Regions from separate parts of the Homo sapiens genome. Here region 1 is linked to region 2. Evidence: chromatin loops called from intact Hi-C (ENCODE). Cell type or tissue: K562. All regions are shown on one strand. Links, peaks and the distances in the headings refer to the core of each region. The heading gives the core; the rest is flanking DNA. Region 1 overlaps SCIN (scinderin). Region 2 has its middle 42 kb from the start of C7orf78.

Region 1 (4,409 bases), core at 279-4,278, 160 kb after region 2:
AAACTGTTTATTCCTAACTATGGTCTTAGTTGGAGGAGAATTAGAAAAGTATATGTGAGGAGATCTTTGATGGCTCTTACAAGCTATACATACTTCTAGCAAAAGTGTTTTTTTAAAAAGCTTTTGGTCACAAGTGTTTTAGTTTTTTTTTTTTTTTTTTTTGCTTGATTCTATTTTTAGCAAAAAAAGAAAAACTGCATTACAATCATTTAGCATGTACAGTATCTAAAACATTTTATTGATCACAGTACAAATAAAAAGATAGGTATGTTCCCAGAGGACATAAGTTCTCTGATGCATCTCTAAATTTGAGAGTGTACTTACACTCATGCAAGGATTAAAGTACATTTTTATTGTTTTCTGGTATTTTGCAGTACACATTTTTATGCAATATATTGTAAGGAATAGCGAATATAAAACACATTATGTAAGGAACTTATTGTGTGTTAAATATTTGTTGTATCTAAATGAACATCTTTGCATTTTCTAAACTTGAATTTATATCTATATTATAAAAATTAAATTATTTAAAATAAGTTTATATTTGATTCCTGTCCTTGACATTCTATGCTGTTTGTGTTAATTAATAAATTAATTAAGGTACTCATAGACATATTTTTTATTTTAATATAAAGAAATTCAAAGCAGATTCAAATGTATTTTCTACCAAACACTTTTTTGGACTTTTGGATTGCATCACATATGCACAGAATAGATAAATTCATTTATTCATTATTTTGACAAACACTTACTCTGCGTATACTATGTCCCAAGAACTGTTCCAAGTGCCAAGGATACAGCAGAAAACGAAGCATGATTTGGGTGATCAAGAGCTTGCACTTCATCCTATATGTCAATAATTATAGTAGTATTTTACCTCCAAATAGTAATTTTGATTCAAATCTTTATTATAATAAACTCATAAAACTGAGAGATTATTTCTAGAAGCAGAGGTCATAGAAGAAATTCTGCTGCAGAGCTGAACATAGAGCTCAAATTTTAATTAATTCCTTCTAGCTTTCAGTAATATGGACACCTAGGCTCTCAAATTAGGGATTTTCCTTTCTTGAAATTCATTGTTTGAGGTTGCAAACAAGCAACCTCAGTGCTTGTTTACTTAATGCAATTGATTGATTTGGCCTATATGAAAAGGACTACCTTGTATGCATTGATGAGAAGTGTTTGAGCCTGGTCATTTTAATTGCAAATATTTTATAATCCATGTCTTTATAAGTGTATTTTTCTAACTCTGCATCCTTCAATGGGAGATCTTTATCTTTGCATCCACTGCTCACTTTTTTCCAGGTCTTAGGGGAAAAGCCAGAGCTTCCAGATGGAGGTGATGATGATGACATTATAGCAGACATAAGTAACAGGAAAATGGCTAAACTATACATGGTGAGTTCACTGTAACCAAATTTATTGTTTCAACAGTACTGGATGTAGCTAGGGAGGCCTGTATTGGGCGGGATTCCCGTTGCTGCAGTTGAGAACTCTCCTCATTGCTCTCCAAGAGCAATGTGTAGATAGAATCAGTTCTTTGCTCTTGTATGTTTTTTTAATTAAGTTTTAATACTTTTTGTTATTTTTATGAAAAACAACAAATATGTGAACTTATTGCTGTGACTTCATAAAATTATATATTGTTGCTGTACTAGTTTGCAACGATCTTTTGATATATAATACTCAATACAATGTTTCCTTTATGGAGTAAAAATATTTTATCAGCTTTTTCTTATAAATTCTTGATAAGAATGTAAAGTCTTCACCCTATTTAAAACATTGTCTTTAGCCATAATGAAGGAGTTCTTTGTTACAGGAGGGCTGAGCTACCAAATGAAACAGCTGGAGGGAAACAGGGTAAAAACAGTTCTGTTCCAGGCATTAACCTACCTACTTCCATATCAGCTCTATAGCACATGATTAGGAGCATGACTTTGCACAGGACATAACCACTCTGGGTCTAAGTATTCTTATGCACACACAACAAAGAAAGTAGGTTCCTTCCAACTCTATAGTTTTTTTTATTCTTTGTTTGTTTGTTTTTTCTGTTGAGGGTAACAAAAACTGCAAGACACTCCAGTTAAGGAGGTTGCTACAGTGGTATTCTTCCAGTGTTCCCTCCCCTTGCAACTTTCTAAGCGTGTGATTTGGAGCAGATCGTAAATCTCCATGCAGAATTTAGTAGTTTTCTCATCTGTAACAGAAAGAAACTATATTTGCTGCTCTTTAAGGGATTTTTGGCTCCGAAACTCTGTGATTTTACATGAAGACCAAATTAATAACTTGTTTAGCGTAATTTCCTTTTCATAATGAATAAGTGGATTTTTTTTCTTCTAGATGCAAAAGGAAATATGGTTACCATTTCTGCTAAATACTGGTAATTTTAATATGAGCCATACAGAAAGTGTTAGCTAAATATTTTGTGACTGCTTTTAAAAATTACTATTTCTAAAACTCATTTTCAACAGCCTAACAGATATCTTTTATTTCACATCATCAACCAAAACTGTTCTCCCTCCTGGACAGCATTATGAACTAAAGAAGTATTTTTAAATGGGAAAATATTCATCCTGAGTCATAGCTTCCTCTAGTGGAGCTATGCTGTATTACATGGATATAAAGTATAAAGTTCCTTTGAAAATAATTCGGGTTTCTTAACAAGGCTGGCAAGCAAAATCACCTGGGGCATTTTCAAAACTACAGAATTCAGACTCCACCCTGGTCCTGCAAAACTCCACTAATCTAGGGAGGGCTCTGGAATCTGTATAATAGGTAACTAAACTGTAGCATACAAGCTGGCCATTGAAAACCAGTAAATCCTAACCTGCACATGAATATCACTTTCAATTTTGTAAGACCACTTAAAAATTTGTTTTAATAGTCTGTAGTCATTTCTAAATGTGACAGAAGAAATTTACTTTGATAATTTATACAAAGTTTACTTAAATTGCAGGACCTATGTTGAAAAAATCTTTGTGCATAAACTATATCAATATCCTCCTTAACAAAGCGACTGGTATATGGTAGACAGTAAATGTTGACTGAGTGATTGTTTAAACTTCATCTTGTGTGTATGTAATGATTTTAAGATTATTACCTACTTGAAAAGATTACTCTAAAATGTACAAGAAATAATCATGGAAAGTTAATTACATGATGCTTAGTACATAAGAGCATCTGAATAGACCTCAGCCATTATTATTATCACTATTCTTTTCTGATGTTTTAGGCACAGTGTCAAAACTTAACTTTTTATTTGTAGTTCCTTTACCCCAAAGGACTTTCAAAAAAATTAGAGTATAATTAGTCTTGTGGATTCTTTTCATTTTCTTTGAAACAGTTTTATTGAGATATAATTTATACACCATAAAATTCTTGCATTTAAAGTGTACAATTCAATGCTTTTTATTTGATGACATTTACCGAGTTGTACAACCATTACCATAATCTAATTATAGAACATCCTTATCATCCCCAAATGAAAACATGGAGGTCATGGTTTTTATATTAGGTTTCAGATGCAAGTGGCTCCATGAGAGTGACTGTGGTGGCAGAAGAAAACCCCTTCTCAATGGCAATGCTGCTGTCTGAAGAATGCTTTATTTTGGACCACGGGGCTGCCAAACAAATTTTCGTATGGAAAGGTAAAAAATTCCATTGACGATGCTGTATTTCAGATTTATAGATATTTCCTCTATAAGGGTAAATAAAATATATTTTTTGATTTTAAAAAAAAGCCCACCTTTTAATTAAGACATGATCTATAAATGTCTCACATAAAATGCAGCCATTTTCCTCCTACCAACATCATATACCAGGGATTATGGAGTTAAAAAAAAAGCATTTGGGCAATATAAAAAGAATTGTTTTACAAATAACGTTTTTTCCTGTATTGTTAAATACACTTAATATACCAGGAAATTTTTGCTATTCTTTTTTTTTTTTTTTTTTTTCCGTCGCCCAGGCTGGAGTGCAGCCCGCCACCACGCCCAGCTAATTTTTTTGTATTTTTTGTGGAGATGGGCTTTCACCGTGTTAGCCAGGATGGTCTCGATCTCTTGACCTCATGATCCACCTGCCTTGGCTTCCCAAAGTGCTAGGATTACAGGCGTGAGCCACCGCACCCGGCCAATTTTGCTATTCTTTCACTGCTGTATTTAACTTCAATTATAATCATGTTTATTATGGTACACAAGTATTTCTTAATCATAGAATGTCTTCCTTCTCTGAAGTTCTTTCTCTTTAATTTACCTTGTATTTTAGGTAAAGATGCTAATCCCCAAGAGAGGAAGGCTGCAATGAAGACAGCTGAAGAATTTCTACAGCAAATGAATTATTCCAAGAATACCCAAGTATGTGTGAAACTGAACTGGCTAGAAAAAAATAGAAAACATTGGAGCTCATGA
Region 2 (4,409 bases), core at 176-4,175:
AGTTTACTTGAAAACTATAAAGCATTGTTGAAACAAATTTTGAAAAAACTGAATAAATGGAGCAACAACTCATGCTCATAGGTAAGAAGACTTAATATTGTTAAAACATTAACTCTATCCAAAGTGATCTACAGGTTCAATGCAATCCCTATCCAAACTGCCACAGCTTTTTAGCAGAAGTGGAAAAGATGATCCTCAAATTCATATGAATTGCAAGAGGCTTTGAACAGTCAAAACATTTGTTAAAAACAAAACCATAGTTGACCCACACTACCTGCTTGTTATGGACTGCAGGTTTGTGTCCCCTTAAATCATTTTTTGTTGAAACCTAACCCTCAATGGTATGAAATTAAGAAGTGGGGCCTTTGGGAGGTAATGAGATTTAGATGAGATCTGCTTTTAAAAAGAGAAAGAGGGCCGGGCACGGTGGCTCATGCCTGTAATCCCAGCACTTTGGGAGGCCGAGGCAGGCAGATCACCAGGTCAGGAGTTCGAGACCAGACTGGCCAATGTGGTGAAACCCTGTCTCTAGTAAAAACACAAAAATTAGCCAGGTGTGGTGGTGACTGCCTGTAGTCCCAGCTACTCAGGAGGCTGAGGCAGAAGAATCGCTTGAACCCGAGAAGAGGAGCTTGCAGTGAGCCGAGATCATGCCACTGCACTCCAGCCTGGGTGGGAGAGCGAGACTCTGTCTTAAAAAAAAAAAAAAAAAAAAAGAAAGAGACTAGAGTTCACTTTCTGTCCACCACATGAAAATATGGCAAGAGGATAACTATCTGTAAGCCAGGAAGAGGTCCCTCATCAGTACCCAGCCATTCTGGCACTTTAATTTTGGACTTCTCAACGTCCAGAAGTCTGAGAAATAAATTTATATTGTTAAAGTCACTCAGTCTATGGTATTTTTGTCATAGCAGCCTGAATGACTAAACACTGCCCAAACTGATTAAAATGCTGGTTTTATTACAAAACTAAATAATCAAAACAGTGTGGCACTGGCATAAGGATAGACACATAAATGAATGAAATAGAATTCAGAATCCAAAAATAAACTCATACACCTATGGTCAATTGATTTTTAACAAAGACCACACATCTGATCTTTGACAAACCTGACAAAAACAAGCAATAGGGAAAGGATCTCCTATTCGATAAATGGTGCTGGGAAAACTGACTAGCCATATGCAGAAAACTGAAAATGGACCCCTTTATTACACCTTATACAAAAATTAACTCAAGATGGATTAAAGACTTAAGTGTAAAACCCAAAACCATAAAAACCCTAGAAGAAAACCTAGGCAATACCATTCAGGACATAGGCATGGGCAAAGACTTCATGATCAAAATGCCAAAAGCAATTGCAACAGAAGTCAAAATTGACAGATGGGATCTAATTAAACTGAAGAGCTTCTGCACAGCAAAAGAAACTATTATCAGAGTGAACAGACAACCTCCAGAATGGGAGAAAATTTTTGCAATCTACCCATCTGACAAAGGTCTAATATCCATGACTTACTATAAAGACACATGCACACATATGTTTATTCCAGCACTATTTACAATAGCAAAGTCATAGAACCAACCCAAATGCCCATCAATGACAGACTGGATAAAGAAAATGTTGTACATATACACCATGGAATACTATGCAGTCATAAAAAGGAATGAGTTCATGTCCTTTGCAGGGACATGGATGAAACCGGAAGCCATCATCCTCAGCAAACTAACACAGCACAGAAAACCAAACACCACATGTTTTCACTCATAAGTACGAGTTGAACAATGAGAACATATGGACACAGGGAGGGGAACAATACACACCAGGGTCTGTTGGGGGCTGGGGGACAAGAGCAGGAAACTTAGAGGACAGGTCAACAGGTGCAGCAACCACCATGGCACACGTATACCTATGTAACAAAGCTGCAAACTCTGCACATGTATCCCAGAACTTAAAGTAAAATAAATAAATAAACAAACAAAGACACCAAGTCTAGTCAATAGGAGAAGAATAGTCACTTCAAGAAATGGTGCTGGGCAATTGAATTTCTACATGTCAAGGAATAAAGTTGAACCCCTTTCCCCATATTGTGTGCAAAAATTAACTAAAAAGTGGGTTAATGACCTAAATATAAGAGTTAAAGCTATAAAACTCATAGAATAAAATTTGGATTTGACAATGAGTTCTTAGATATGAGACCAAAAAAACACAAATAACAACAACAGAAAAGACAGGATGGACTTCATCAGTATTAAAAACTTTGTGACTCAATGAGTATTATCAAGAAAGTGAAAAGACAATCTACAGAATGGGAAAATATATTTGGAAATTATATATATGATGAGCTTAATATCAAAAACATACAAAGAACTTCTACAACTCAACAACAAAAAGATAACCTAATTACAAAATGGGAAAAAGCTGAAATAAACATTGTTCCAAAGAAGATATACAAATGGCCAATAAGCACATAAAAAGATCCTCAACATTGTTAGTTATTAGGAAAACACCAATCAAAAGTGTAATTATACATAGATATAGACATAATAGCAACCATAGCTATACCACTTATTATTTATCATCTACCTTTCTGTCACTATTGCTTATACCTCATATTCTATATAAATGAAGAGCTTCAATTGCTTTTTATGGCTGAATAATATTCCATTAAAGTATACATATTACATTTTTAATTTAATTTTTTTATTTCAAATAGCTTTTGGGGTACAAGTGGTTTTGGGTTACATGGATGAATTACAGGGTGGGAAATTCTGAGGCTGAGATTTTAATGCATCCATCACCCGTCACATTGTAGCCAATATGTAGTTTTTTATCCCTCACCAACTCTCCTCTATCCCCCTTTTGAGTCTCCAAAGTCCATTATATCACCCTGTATGCCTTTGCCTATTCATAGCTCAGCTGTCACTTATAAGTGAGAACATACGGTGTTTGGTTTTCCATTCCTGAGTTACTTCACTTTAAATAATGGCCTACAGCTCCATCTAAGCTGCTGCAAAAGACATAATTTCATTGCTTTTTATGGCTGAGTAGTATTCCATGGTGTATATATACCACATTTTCTTTATCCACTCATTGGTCAATGGGCATTTAAGTTGGTTCCAGATCTTTGCAGTTATGAATTGAGCTGCAATAAACATATGCGTGCATGTGTCTTTTTCATATCATGACTTCCTTTCTTTTGGGTAAATACCCAATAGTGGGAATGCCAGATTAAATGGCAGGTCTAATTTTAGTTCTTTAAGTAATTGCCATACTGTTTTCCATAGAGGTTGTACTAATTTACATTCCCACCAGCAGTGTATAAGTGTCACCCTTTCACTGTATCCACACCAACATCTATTGTTTTTCGACTATTTTATAGCGACCATTCTTGAAGGAGTAAGATGATACCTCATTGTGGTTTAATTTTCATTTCCCTGATCATTAGTGATGTTGAGCATTTTTTCATATGTTTTTTGGCCATTTGTATATCTTCTTCTGAAAATGTCTATTCATGTCATTTGCCCAATTTTTAATGAGATTATTTGTTTTTTATTTTCATGATTTGTTTGAGTTTCTTATAGGTTCTGGATACTAGTCCCTTGTCAGATGCACAATTTGCAAATGATTTCCTCCCATTCTGTGGCTTGACTATTTACTCTGATGATTTTTTTTTTTTTTTTTTTTTTTTGCTGTGCAGAAGCTTTTTAATTAATCAGATCTCATTTATTTATTTTGTTTTAGTTGCATTTGCTTTTGAGATCTTAGTCATGAATTCTTTACCCAGGCCAATGTTCAGAAGGTTATCTTCTAGAATTTTTGTGGTTTCAGATCTTAGATGGTAAGTCTTTTATCCATCTTGTGTTGATTTTTGAATAAAGTGAGAGATAGGGATCCAGTTTTATTCTTCTACATGTAGCCAGTTTTTCCAGCACCATTTATTAAATAGGTTATCTGTTTCTCAACTTATGTTTTCTTATGCTTTGTCAAAGATCAGTTGGTTGTAAGTATTTGGCTTTACTTCTGGGTTCTGTATTCTGTTTCACTGGTCTATATGCCTGCTTTTATATGAGTACCATGCTGTTTTGGTAGTAGCCTGCAATATTAAGTTAGGAGGCAAGACTTGACTCTGGAGGGAGGGCTCAGATACCAGACCAAAATGGAGGACTAGATAAAACAAGGCTGGGGCAGAAGCAGCTTTTCATAGCACAGGCCCATCAGTGTGCTGTGTCAGTTTACCATTGCCACAGCAACACCTGGAAGTTACTGCCCCTTTCCACAGCAAAAACCCAACAACCCAGATGTTTCCAACTTTTTCCTAGAAATTTCTGTATAAACCATCCTTTAATTTTCATATAAGTAAAACTGGGTATAAATATGAGTGCAGAGCTGCCTCTGAGCTGCTATTCTGAGC

Evidence for each region. A loop is a pair of places that touch in the nucleus more often than their neighbours do. Peaks named below come from ENCODE experiments on the same cell type or tissue, not always from the same donor. Only the 100,000 strongest peaks of a DNase experiment are listed, where the experiment ranks them.
Region 1: a loop joins it to region 2, with 4 times the contacts of the local background. A loop is called at or near these places in 6 of 110 quality-filtered maps.

Annotation. Positions count from the first base shown.
Region 1 is chr7:12,621,496-12,625,904 of GRCh38, forward strand. SCIN (scinderin) reads left to right here. Exons shown (of 16, transcript NM_001112706.3): 5 at 1,306-1,398; 6 at 3,515-3,647; 7 at 4,267-4,355. Among named protein-coding and RNA genes, the nearest start is that of SCIN, 53 kb to the left of the region's middle. In K562, for the core only: a CTCF peak has its summit at 2,594; DNase peaks (open chromatin) are centred at 1,916 and 2,576.
Region 2 is chr7:12,460,324-12,464,732 of GRCh38, forward strand. No RefSeq gene overlaps it. Among named protein-coding and RNA genes, the nearest start is that of C7orf78, 42 kb to the right of the region's middle. In K562, for the core only: no CTCF peak of the experiment used is centred there; no DNase peak of the experiment used is centred there.